Regions from separate parts of the Homo sapiens genome. Here regions 2 and 3 are each linked to region 1. The links are chromatin contacts, found by Hi-C or POLR2A ChIA-PET in ENCODE. All regions are on one chromosome and are shown on one strand. The core of a region is the stretch at or near the end of the contact, and the rest is flanking DNA. Distances in the headings are between cores, read along the strand shown.

What was found. Hi-C counts contacts between places; a loop is a spot of excess contacts on that map. ChIA-PET counts read pairs that join two places held with the same protein, here RNA polymerase II (POLR2A). Pooled maps may share reads with other maps.
Region 2: a pooled map shows a loop between it and region 1 (6-fold over the local background). The contact joins the promoter of ARHGEF6 here to the promoter of INTS6L-AS1 in region 1. A Hi-C loop is called at or near these places in 9 of 50 pooled maps.
Region 3: a map of naive thymus-derived CD4-positive, alpha-beta T cell shows a loop between it and region 1 (5-fold over the local background). The contact joins the promoter of CD40LG here to the promoter of INTS6L-AS1 in region 1. A Hi-C loop is called at or near these places in 1 of 168 maps with a recorded cell type or tissue (naive thymus-derived CD4-positive, alpha-beta T cell) and 5 of 50 pooled maps. POLR2A ChIA-PET finds 5 or more read pairs at or near these places in 1 of 52 experiments (activated CD4-positive, alpha-beta T cell).

What each region holds. Positions count from the first base shown.
Region 1 is chrX:135,518,887-135,522,535 of GRCh38, forward strand. It overlaps INTS6L-AS1 (INTS6L antisense RNA 1), which reads right to left and starts at 1,788. Exons shown (of 2, transcript NR_046740.1): 1 at 1,681-1,788; 2 at 1,197-1,486. It overlaps INTS6L (integrator complex subunit 6 like), which reads left to right and starts at 1,774. Exons shown (of 18, transcript NM_001351601.3): 1 at 1,774-2,217; 2 at 2,355-2,432. The coding sequence starts at 2,107. RefSeq lists enhancers at 1,928-2,007, 2,038-2,097 and silencers at 2,348-2,617, 2,678-2,877.
Region 2 is chrX:136,779,273-136,782,921 of GRCh38, forward strand. It overlaps ARHGEF6 (Rac/Cdc42 guanine nucleotide exchange factor 6), which reads right to left and starts at 1,660. Exons shown (of 22, transcript NM_004840.3): 1 at 1,446-1,660; 2 at 142-225. The coding sequence starts at 1,610. RefSeq lists an enhancer at 96-315.
Region 3 is chrX:136,646,140-136,649,788 of GRCh38, forward strand. CD40LG (CD40 ligand) reads left to right here and starts at 2,019. Exons shown (of 5, transcript NM_000074.3): 1 at 2,019-2,265. The coding sequence starts at 2,110.

The DNA.
Region 1 (3,649 bases), core at 538-3,037:
GCCTTGTTCGTGAAATCCTATGAATTTCTAGACTGGACCATTGTTTCCATAGCACTTTTTAACTTGCATCCTTGTTTGTCCCTGATTCATATACTGCCATATGACTTCTTTTAAAATCGTATTTCTCTGAGAATGTTATTGAATGTGCATATATAATATATGAAACATATACACAGAACATACATATATATATAGAGAGAGAGAGAGAGAGAGAGAGTGTATATAAAATATATAAAATACTTTTTTGAGATGTTATCTCATTCTGTTGCCCAGGCTGGAGTGCAGTGGTGTGATCTCAGTTCACTGCAACCTCCGTCTCCTGGGTTGAAGTGATTCTCCTGCCTCAGCCTCCCAAGTAGCTGGGACTACAGGCGCCTGCTCCCATGCCCGGCTAATTTTTGTATTTTTAGTAGAGACGGGGGTTTCACCATGTTGGCCAGGCTGGTCTCAAACTCCTGCCCTCAAATGATCCACCCACCTCGGCCTCCCAAAGTGCTGGAATTACAGGCATGAGCCACTGCGCCTGGCCAAAATATATAAAATATTATGTATGTATATGTCATCATCTCTCCTCAATGAAACTGCAAACTCATTGAAGTCCTGGATTCCACATTGTCAATAGTAATTGCCAGGAATACACAAGTCCAATTTTTAAAATTGTGTCATATGAAGTAGTCAATCAAGTGTGGTTGGCCACTTACTGAGTCTCTTCACAGAGCCAGACCTGAGAGTATCCGTAATTGTTACCCTAACCTCAGGGAGCTGCATTTTCCTCTACTGAAAATTGAATACAATGCCATCTGCCATAATTAATTCAAAGATTAAACAAGGCTACCGTGGGTGCCTGGCTCTTCATAGGCACTCAATAAATGTGAGTTGAGAGCCTGCCCCTGTGGTCCCAGCTACTTGAGAGGCTGAGATGGGAGGATCGCTTAAGCCCAGGAGCTGGACGCTGCAGGCAGCTATGATGGGGCCACTGCACTCCAGCCTGGGCGATCAAGCGAGATCCTCTTTATTTATTTATAAAAATAAATAAATAAATAAATATGTGAGTTGAATCACAATCTAGGTTTGCAAACCTCCATGTGTAAAGGCTGCGCAGAGGGAACAGTGGTGGAATTATCACAGGCAGGCCAATGTTTCAAAGAGCTTAGTGAAACTGAAGAAGCTTGTGCATACAAAAGGCCAGTTTAGGTAACTGTAACTGTGTTTAAGCTTTAGTTTCCTTTCTAAGTAGATATATGTGGAATGCAAGGCCAGCAACCAACTCACAAATACTGATCAAGACGGGGGAGGGATCTAAAGGAATGTGAGTACGTCCTGCCAGGAAAGAAGTTTGCTGCTTCTGAAATATTTTCGTCTTCGCCACTGGCAGGATTGATCGATTGCAGTTAGCGAAGAATTTTCTGTGCAAACTGTCCAAGCATCTGCTTCTGTACTTCTGTACAACTGTTGCTCAAATTCACTCTTCTTTTCGAATCACCATCTTTGAAGAGAGACAGAAAAATCCATTTAAACCACCCGAACTAATCATTCGAACTGCTTCCAAGTCCTTTAAAGGAGAATCCTAGCGAGGGTCCGTAACACTTCCCCTTACCCTCTGCCTGGGTTCAAACTTCAACTCCCAGGGTTCGCCCAAGTCCCTCCCCTAGTCCTGTCATCTAATGAATATGCAAATACCACATAATTGGCAGCCAATGGCATGGGTTCTGGTCACATGGTGCCGATGGTAGGTGAGCAGACAGAAGTTGTCAGTGAACAGAGACGGCGCTCAGTCTGGGGCGAGCGCTCTAGTGAGCGCGGACGGATGCTTAGGCAGTAGTCCTGGCAGCGGCAGTAGTGGTGGCAGCAGAAGAGAGGAAGGGGGAGGGCCCCGAGGGCTACACACGCTCACACTTTCAAGTTCCCTTGGAGGGAGAGGAGGTGGGGCTGCAGAAAGAGGAGGCCAGGAGCGGTCCCATCCGTCCCGTCCCGTCCCGTCTCCCCCTCTTCCTCTTGCTCCTTGCTCCCCGGCTCTGCGAGAGTTGAGGGTTCAGGTGGCCGTACGCGGCAGTGAGGGCAAGAGGGCCGGGAGAGTGGGGAGCGGAGGCAGGAGTGCGGGGGAAGATGCCCATCCTGCTGTTCCTCATAGACACGTCCGCCTCTATGAACCAGCGCACTGACCTGGGCACCTCTTATTTGGACATTGCCAAAGGCGCTGTGGAGTTATTCTTGAAGGTAAAGGGAGGGGAGGGGAGAGATGGGGAGAGCTCCCGAGGGATTTCAGGGTGTGGATTGAGGTGCTTCTGTAACGTTTGTATCGCCCTCCCCCCTCCTTTCCTACGCGACCCCCTCCGTCATCCCTTGCCCCGCAGCTGCGCGCCCGGGACCCGGCCAGCCGTGGAGACAGGTACATGCTGGTCACCTACGACGAACCCCCGTACTGCATCAAGGTAAAGGGGCTACGGGTGGGGGGACAGGCGGGAAGCGGGAGCAAGTCGGCGGGGGCTGCTTACCCCCCTGCCCCCGCCTAAGGCGGTCCTGCGTCGCCCGGCGGGGCGGGCGGCGAGGGGGTGCGCAGAGGGCGGGCGGAGTGGTGCCGTCGGCGGCTTCGGAGTAGCTGTCGCGCCTGGGGTCGGGGAGAGGGGACCGGGGAGGAGCAGCCCCGGGGAGAAACCGCAGGAGGGCCGAGCTCGTGGCGCGACAACCGCAGCCGCCTCGGAACATGGCGGACATTTTGCTTTTGTATGAGCCTGCGAGAGGGAGACTGAGGGCGCTGCTGAGATGGAAAGGAGGGAGGGGAGGGAGGAGCGGGGAAGGAGGGCCCGAAACCCGGAGGGAGGCTGCGAGGCGGGCCCGCCCCTTCGAGGCGCACCGCGCGAGGGTCGCCGCGCGGGGGGCCGGACGGAGCCTGCGACTCCGCCCCGAGGTCCTGCCGGCCGGGCGCGCGGGCTTTCCCGGAGCCTGGGCTCCTCCTCTGGCCCCTCCTTCCTCCCCCGGTCTTCCTCCCCCTCCTTGGGCTCTTCGCTGCATCTCCTCCTTCTCCCCCTCTTCCTCCTGGTCCCCTCCCCTTCCTGCTGAGAGCGTGGCAGAGCCAGCCGCCGGCCTTCAAAGACTAGACAACCGCCTTTGCACTCGTTGGCCTCTCACCACCCCCGCGCAATCGGAAATCTGTCCGCGACGCCAGTCTCCCCACCCCCAGACCCGGAGAAAGTCTTTGCGTTTCTGCTCCGGAATTGGCCAGGTTCAGCCCCGCTCTCAGTTACCTTAGCTACTGTTACTGTTTCATTGGAAATTCCAGCGAAGCAACGACACGGAGGGGGACGTGCCAAGTGCGAACCCACAGGGGCAGAGCTTTTTAGGGATCCGCTCTACCTATTTACATCATAAATTAGGTTTGTGCTAGCCACGTAGGAATTAATCCAGGGACAAGAAAGAAAGGAAGGGGAGGACTCAAATGTGAGCATTTGTAATAGTCAAGTTCGATGATTTGATTCTGACCTACAGGAGAAAAGTAGGGAGGACGGTCTCTGTGGGGTAATTTATGTTCCTATGGTGAGGAGATAAAGAACTGCTGCTTTGCCTGCAGTGGCCAGATAAAATGGAATTTAAACTGTTAAATCAACCTGCATAAGAGTCCTGCTTGCATATTGAAATTTTAAAAATACTA
Region 2 (3,649 bases), core at 410-2,909, 1.3 Mb after region 1:
TTACTGGGGACCACCAGTCTGCTACCTCTGTTTAACTCAGTGGCCAATGACAGTGAAAATAAACAAGTACTCTTACTACCAATCTTGATTAGCAGAGCAAAAAAACGATGACAACAGGGAAGGCACCCGGGGTAGGCTTACTTCCACTTGGAGGGTTGCACATCCTTTCAGGAAGTCATTGATGTTGTTGATGCAGTCAGCTTCAGTTTGGGGATCCAGACAAAACTAGAGGAACACAGTGAAATGTCACTTGGAGATTGTCATCCCATGCCAAGCAAAGTATACTCATCATTTGCTGATAACTAGAGAAAGCAGGCCTCTTAAGGTGTGGGGCAACACTGCTGTCAATCCAGGAAGAGAAATAACCACTGAAGGAAGTGATGCAAAAATCTAAACGGTCGATCTTTGTTTCAAATGTCACCAAACCTTTAGTGGCAAGCCATGTCTACTTACAAGCTTTCTCTCATGCCTTCTGTTCCAGTGTGCTGATGGCAAATTAGGGAGACCAAGACAGTTTTTTGAGCTTAGTTCTTGCTTTCAAGAAAGGAAGCAATCCCTGGTACCTCTCTCTCCTCCTTCCCCCTGATAATTTAATAAAATTCTATTTCCCCTCTACATTTGACCACACTTCTTTACATTTTATCACTATTTAATCACTCTTTCTCAAGTTTAAGAAATTATAAGTAAATTTATTTGCTCAATAAAAATACAAACTGGCTCATGAAGGCAAAAGTGCTATGCTCACAGTCCATGATGACCTTAAGAAAGTAAATGTAAAATTGTACCTTTAAGCTTACTTAAAGTGCCTACTTTAGAAATTATCTATTCTCGTGATCGTGGATTTCCAGCTATTAAAAATCTTGAATTGTTTTAAAGAGAGTAAAGTTAGTTTCACTTTGAACGCACATTGCATTCGAAACATATATCTGGTTTCTATTGCTTTTACAAACTTTATGTGACATTTTGAATTATTTTTTTCCTAGTTGCTATATAGTCTCTCCTTCAATGGATTTTTCTAAAAGGAAATCTACACTGATTTTAATCAAACTGCCAATAAACACCACCAAGATCTGTTATAAATCATTCTATTTTTCCACAGACTCATAAGTACCCCAAGTTCAAAACATGTCCTCGGTACACAAGGAGATGTAACATGCATCTCCATGATAGAGCAAGCTTGTGATATGAGTGTTCTCCTTGTCCCTTGTTGCCAGTGGTGTCACAGGTTTTCCCTATACTACAATTTGGGGGCCAATTACTAAAGAATAACGTTTCATTTTCTTACATTTTCAAACTACAAAAACAGTAAGAAAGAATGTCTAACTCTTAGAAAAATATTAAAGTAGGAGATTCCCATGGCCTGGGAAATAGAAAAATCTCAAGAGTTACATGATTGCTGCTCTCTGGTGATAAGCAATCCCAAAGAGACTGCAAATTTCCCTTACCTTTTCCACAGAGCCAGGCATGAGTCTGTTGATCAGTTTGCACAGAACTACCCCATTTTTCAGCGAGGACTTTAAAAACTCCTCCGGATCACAGATGGTCTTTTTAGGGGACTCTAAAACTCCCAAAGATATAAGCCATGTCACGATTTGTTCTTCTGGATTCATTACTGAGGACGGTACACTCCAAACAGCACTCTGGGGCAGCTGCAAGGACTAAGCCACATCCGCGATTGCATCTGCTGTTGTCTTCCTTTTTATGAGTTCTCTTCGGGTGCTTGCAGAGCAAAGGTTTAAAGCAACTTTTCTTAAACAACAGCGGAACCCACTCAAAATATGGGATTTTAAAACCACAGAGATCACGGTCCAAGATGTGGAAACAGATAAGAATTAATTTAACAATCCTGGATAACGCTGGTTTTTCCTTTTCAAAACCTGCAAAACAAATTCGTTAGGATAAAAAAAAAGAAGAAACGCACATGCACACACGCATACACACACACGCACACAGAGTGCAAGAAGTTATAAGGGAAGAAAGTGAAAAGGATGCTGGGGAGGGAGGAGAGACAAGCAAGCAAGTGCTTTGGGAAACAGAGGTGAGCCAGCACTTCAGGGGACCTTGGAAATGAGACACTCATGGGCCAGTCTGGGAAAACACTGTCAATAAATAGTCTAGCCCCAGTGAAAATCTGGCTTCTGTTAGGAGGACGATGCCAACTGGCTCTTAGGTCAGACAGATCTGAGCCTCATGGGGAGATGTGCTGGCACAACAGGGCTCAAAGAAGGTAGACAGAAAATTCTTCCAAGAAATAGCCGGATGTCCTCATAGTATCTCCCAGAGATGGTGTGTCACGATCATTCCTTGCAAAACACGTTGAGTTGCATGGTGACAACGTGCCAAGCAAACGAAGATTATGCCTGCTGTCAGCCATCACTGTGTATAAGCAGAAGCTAGAAGAATGGCATTTTACTTTGCAGCCAAAAAGCTATGTTTAGGGAAATAGGCTAAGGATAACATCTGACATCCTGTTTACTTGCATTCTTTAGCAATTCTTTTTCTGGACCTGGTTCCACTACATAATCCAGCTGCAGTACCCTTAGCAAAGGCTCAGACTCAGTCACATAAGTGGGTAAAATACACTTGAAAAAATAGAATGTTTGAGAACAAAAGAGCACTTGTCCTCTGTCTACACTACAATATGGAAGATTCTTATTTTCCCAACAACAACAACAACAAAAAAACACTTTGCACTTAAAATACTGCTCTGAAAAAAAAACTGTCTATAACAAGAGATCTTCATCATTCTCAAACATTTTCAGAACCACTTGAAATAGGCATACTATTGGGAAATTTATGATAAGGCCAACTTTAATAGTATAACCCTATGTTGGCAAATGTGTGGCACTTACCATGATTACCTCTCCTCGTGCATGGGAGACATCAGATCATGTATAGCTCTTTCCTACTAAGCCTCAGAATTCTTTTCAACACAGCTTCAGGCATCTACTACCAAAGAATCAGCTTAGATAACCCTACTAAACATTTTCAAAGCTGCCCTTTCTTGCTCTGTCAGGACACTTGTCACACTTTACTATTATCACTTGTTGATCTGATGATCTGACTCCTCCACAAGAATGTAAACTTCCTAAACTCGGGGTCTTGTTTTTTTTTATTTAACACTGTGTTACCAGCAGACTGCCAGGTATACACAGTAGATGTTAAAAAATGCTGAATGAATAAATGAATGTATTCAGATGGTGTCCCTGATATAGACAGTAACTGATTATAGCAAGGATTTTTTGTTTGTTGGTTGGTTTAAATGGCTTAAAACAAACATTTTTTCTTGTTAATGATTTTTACCATTTTATTAAGCTGTAATTGACACATAAGGAACTGCATATATATGATTTAATGAATTTTGACATATACATACATCTTTGATACAATCACACAAATGCAATCCAGATAAGCCTTTCCATCACCCCCAAAATTGTCCTCGTGCCCTTTCAATTCTTTCTTTCCTCTTTGCCTCCAAATGCCAGGCAACCACCAATCTATTTTCAGTGTCTATAGATTAGTTTGCATTTTCAAGAATCTTATATAAATGGAAGTACACAGTATGGTACTATCTTTTTTCTGGCTTCTTAACTCAACATCATCATTTTCATACTCATTCATGTTATTGTGTCTGTCCATAGTTCTATAA
Region 3 (3,649 bases), core at 769-3,268, 1.1 Mb after region 1:
CCAATGAAACCATGGAGAACAAGAAGAGAGGGGAGGAGAGGAGAAGGGAGAAGGAAAGGAAATAGAGAGAAGGAATACCAAAGTTTTAAGGGATACAAAGAGGAAAGAAGATAACATGAAGAAGGATTCTGAGAGGCAGAAGCCCTTAAGAATAGGGTGATATAGAATTCAAGTGGGGAGAGCATTCAGGAAGATGACAACAGGATAATAGGTCAACAGAGTAATAGAGAGGTCGCTAAAAATAAACTCTAAGAAGTATTCAGCCAAAACTATTATTGAGCTAATAATGGTGGGATCAATTTCAGGGGAATATTGTGGGCAGAAGTCAGACTGTAGGAGGCTGGGGATCAAGAAGTTGAGGCAAGGAGGTTGGACAACAACTGTTTTTTCAAGTTGGTCACGTGAACAAATCTGTGACCTTCAGCCTCCCCTCCCTCGGGTCTTGGCTGAGCTGATTGCAGGGCCCCTGCAGCTCTGGCACTCTCAAGTTGTATAAAACTGACAGTGCAGAAGTCCTTGAGCCCATTTTGGCTCTCATGATAATTTTCCTTCAGTGGAACTAAGGTTACTTGTCTAAGAACCAAAGCCTCTGACTTGACTGATCAAAGTTCATCACGTGCATCGAAGCCACCTACTTGGCAGATGTAGTGAAAAGCTACATAGATCTGGGCCCAGGACAGGATGCTGGGGCGTGGGAGGGGAAGAAAGCAGGTGCTAACTATATAGATAGCATGCCTATCAGAGCAGTTTTTACGTTTCCTATTTGTCTCTCAAAACAATTTTATAGGAATCATCAAAGCAATTTTATCATGGTTTCTAGACCAGGTTTGGATGTGAGGTAGGGATTTCCACAGCTGCTTTTAGTTTGAAGGAAATCTGATAAGATGATGCAAAAGCCCTTCAGAAATGTGTAATCCTACACACTTCAGTGATTCAATTCATTGTCAAAACTTAAGGTGTTTTTAATATTGTTATTGTTCATTTGGTTTTTACCAACATGTAAGGAGTTGGCAATTATTTGTTAAACTCATGTCTTAGGCTAAATAAATTCCAAAAAATTCAGGATGAGAATTGTTTATTGCTTAACGTGTTTCAAATTTCTTCCATGCACATCTTTATTAGATCTTCACAGCAACCTACAGGATAAGCAAGACAGGTGCAAGTGCCTCCTTTGGGTATGAGGAAACTGAGGTCTAAAGAGATGAAGTGATTTGCCCAAGGCTCATAGCAATTTATTGGTAGAGCAAAGACTAGAATTCAGATCTCTTAACTGCAGCCTATTTTCCCTATTCTGAACTGTTACATCAGCATCAACAATTATCTAATGGATTGGAACAGTGTACACAGGCAGCTTAGCTACGTCAAGTCACGATTTTTACTTTAACTTCAATTCCAGAGTCTTGGCCTGATTTCCCTCAAGACCCTACTTATCTTTGCCTTTGCAAAATTTATTTTTCTTGCATTATCTTTCCAGCTAAATTTTATTTAATAACCATCAGCATGCTTTTTTTGCTTTATGCCATGTAGACTTGACCTGAAAACCTGCCAGGCTTTCATTGAGTTTAGTGATTAAAGAAGTAAAGTTCTGAGAAGCAATTAGTTGATGGGACACCAGTCATAAAATCAATCCAAACTTTTGTTGACATGTGTTTCTTTCTCCATATACCAGGTTCCCGCTTCGTATTAGTAAGATTGAAATTGAAATAAGTCTATTGCTGGTGGATGAATTTGTCACTTTCCTTGAAACTGGTGAACCCAAAAAGTTAGACAGTGATAGGAAAATACTGCCATTGTCTGTTAAGAAGTCTATGACATTTCAAGGCAAGAATGAATATATGGAAGAAGAAACTTGTTTCTTCTTTACTTACAAAAAGGAAAGCCTGGAAGTGAATGATATGGGTATAATTAAAAAAAAAAAAAAAAACAAAAAACCTTTACGTAACGTTTTTGCTGGGAGAGAAGACTACGAAGCACATTTTCCAGGAAGTGTGGGCTGCAACGATTGTGCGCTCTTAACTAATCCTGAGTAAGGTGGCCACTTTGACAGTCTTCTCATGCTGCCTCTGCCACCTTCTCTGCCAGAAGATACCATTTCAACTTTAACACAGCATGATCGAAACATACAACCAAACTTCTCCCCGATCTGCGGCCACTGGACTGCCCATCAGCATGAAAATTTTTATGTATTTACTTACTGTTTTTCTTATCACCCAGATGATTGGGTCAGCACTTTTTGCTGTGTATCTTCATAGAAGGTTGGACAAGGTAAGATGAACCACAAGCCTTTATTAACTAAATTTGGGGTCCTTACTAATTCATAGGTTGGTTCTACCCAAATGATGGATGATGGTAGAAACCAAATAGAAGAATGGTCTTGTGGCATAATGTTTGTTGCCTAGTCAATGAAGTCTCATATTCTTGTCTCTGGTTAGGATCTTGGGATCTGGAGTCAGACTGCCTGGGTTCAAATCTTGGCTCTGCCCATACCATCTCTGTTATCCTGGGGCAAGTGCCTCAGTTTCCACATCTGAGAAATGGGGATGGTATTGGTGTCCATTTCATAGATTAAGTGAGTTTAGCCTTGTAAAAAGCTTAGGAGGGGGTCTGATACATAGTAAGCACTATGTACGCACTAGCTATAATTATTTGCTAAAGTTCTGCTTTAAAAGTAAGCTATTTTTTTATGGAGACAGCTTTTTTCTTTTAAATTTCCAGCTAGGCAAGAAGAGCGTCAATTTGATCTAAAATTTCATAATGCTTCAGATTAACATAGACATGGATAAGTCCCAGAATTTGCAGTCTTTTAGTAAAAGTAGCATTTTCTGTGTAATTCTTCACAAGCACTGATTGTAGTTGCAGGATGCTCAGTCTCCCTCTGAGATGTTTTACATTTTTAAATGGTTAGACTTGCAGGAACAAAAGAGCAGAGTAACTTAGTAGGCTGTTTTGCATTCTTAGGAAAAGAAAACCATCAGGACTTATTTTGTTTTCATGTATTTTTTCACTTCCACTGAGGAGTATAATTGGCTGGTGTTGACAAAATACCAATCATAGATGTAAAGGAGAAAGTTGATTAGTTTTCTGGCTGTTCCTAAAATTCTGGATGCAGGAACTGTGGCTAGAAAGCATCTGGATGATTGCACTTTATCAGGGATACTTGAGTGTCCTCTCTTAGGATCTGGACCTAGAATTAATGTCATGAGATTTTTCTAACAGGATAAGGTGAGGTAGTGAGGGCTGAAGTCATCCACTGGGTTATCCAAATATTAGGTTTCACTGCTGACAAAAGAGGGGGCTTCTGGTCTGGTTGGTTATTTGTGTTTGGCCTGATGTGCTCTGTCAATCAAATGTATGGACATAGGCCTAGCTTCTAAAGGGGCAATAGTGACCTCAGTGGACTGATATTTACCGTACTATTTACATGTGCTCTTAATTACAGCAGAAGCTGCCAGCTAACTGAATCTTGTTTTGAATCTAAAAAATCTACTCTTAAAGCAAGAAAATGGTATAAAATTAGTTGATAATGCAAGTGAATTCTGTACATTTAATTATTCTAAGACATTGGAAAATAAAATATCTTGTTACTTTGAGGATAAAAGATGATTTCTTTAAAAATGCAAATGTTTTCTACAAATACTAAAGTTAAAAG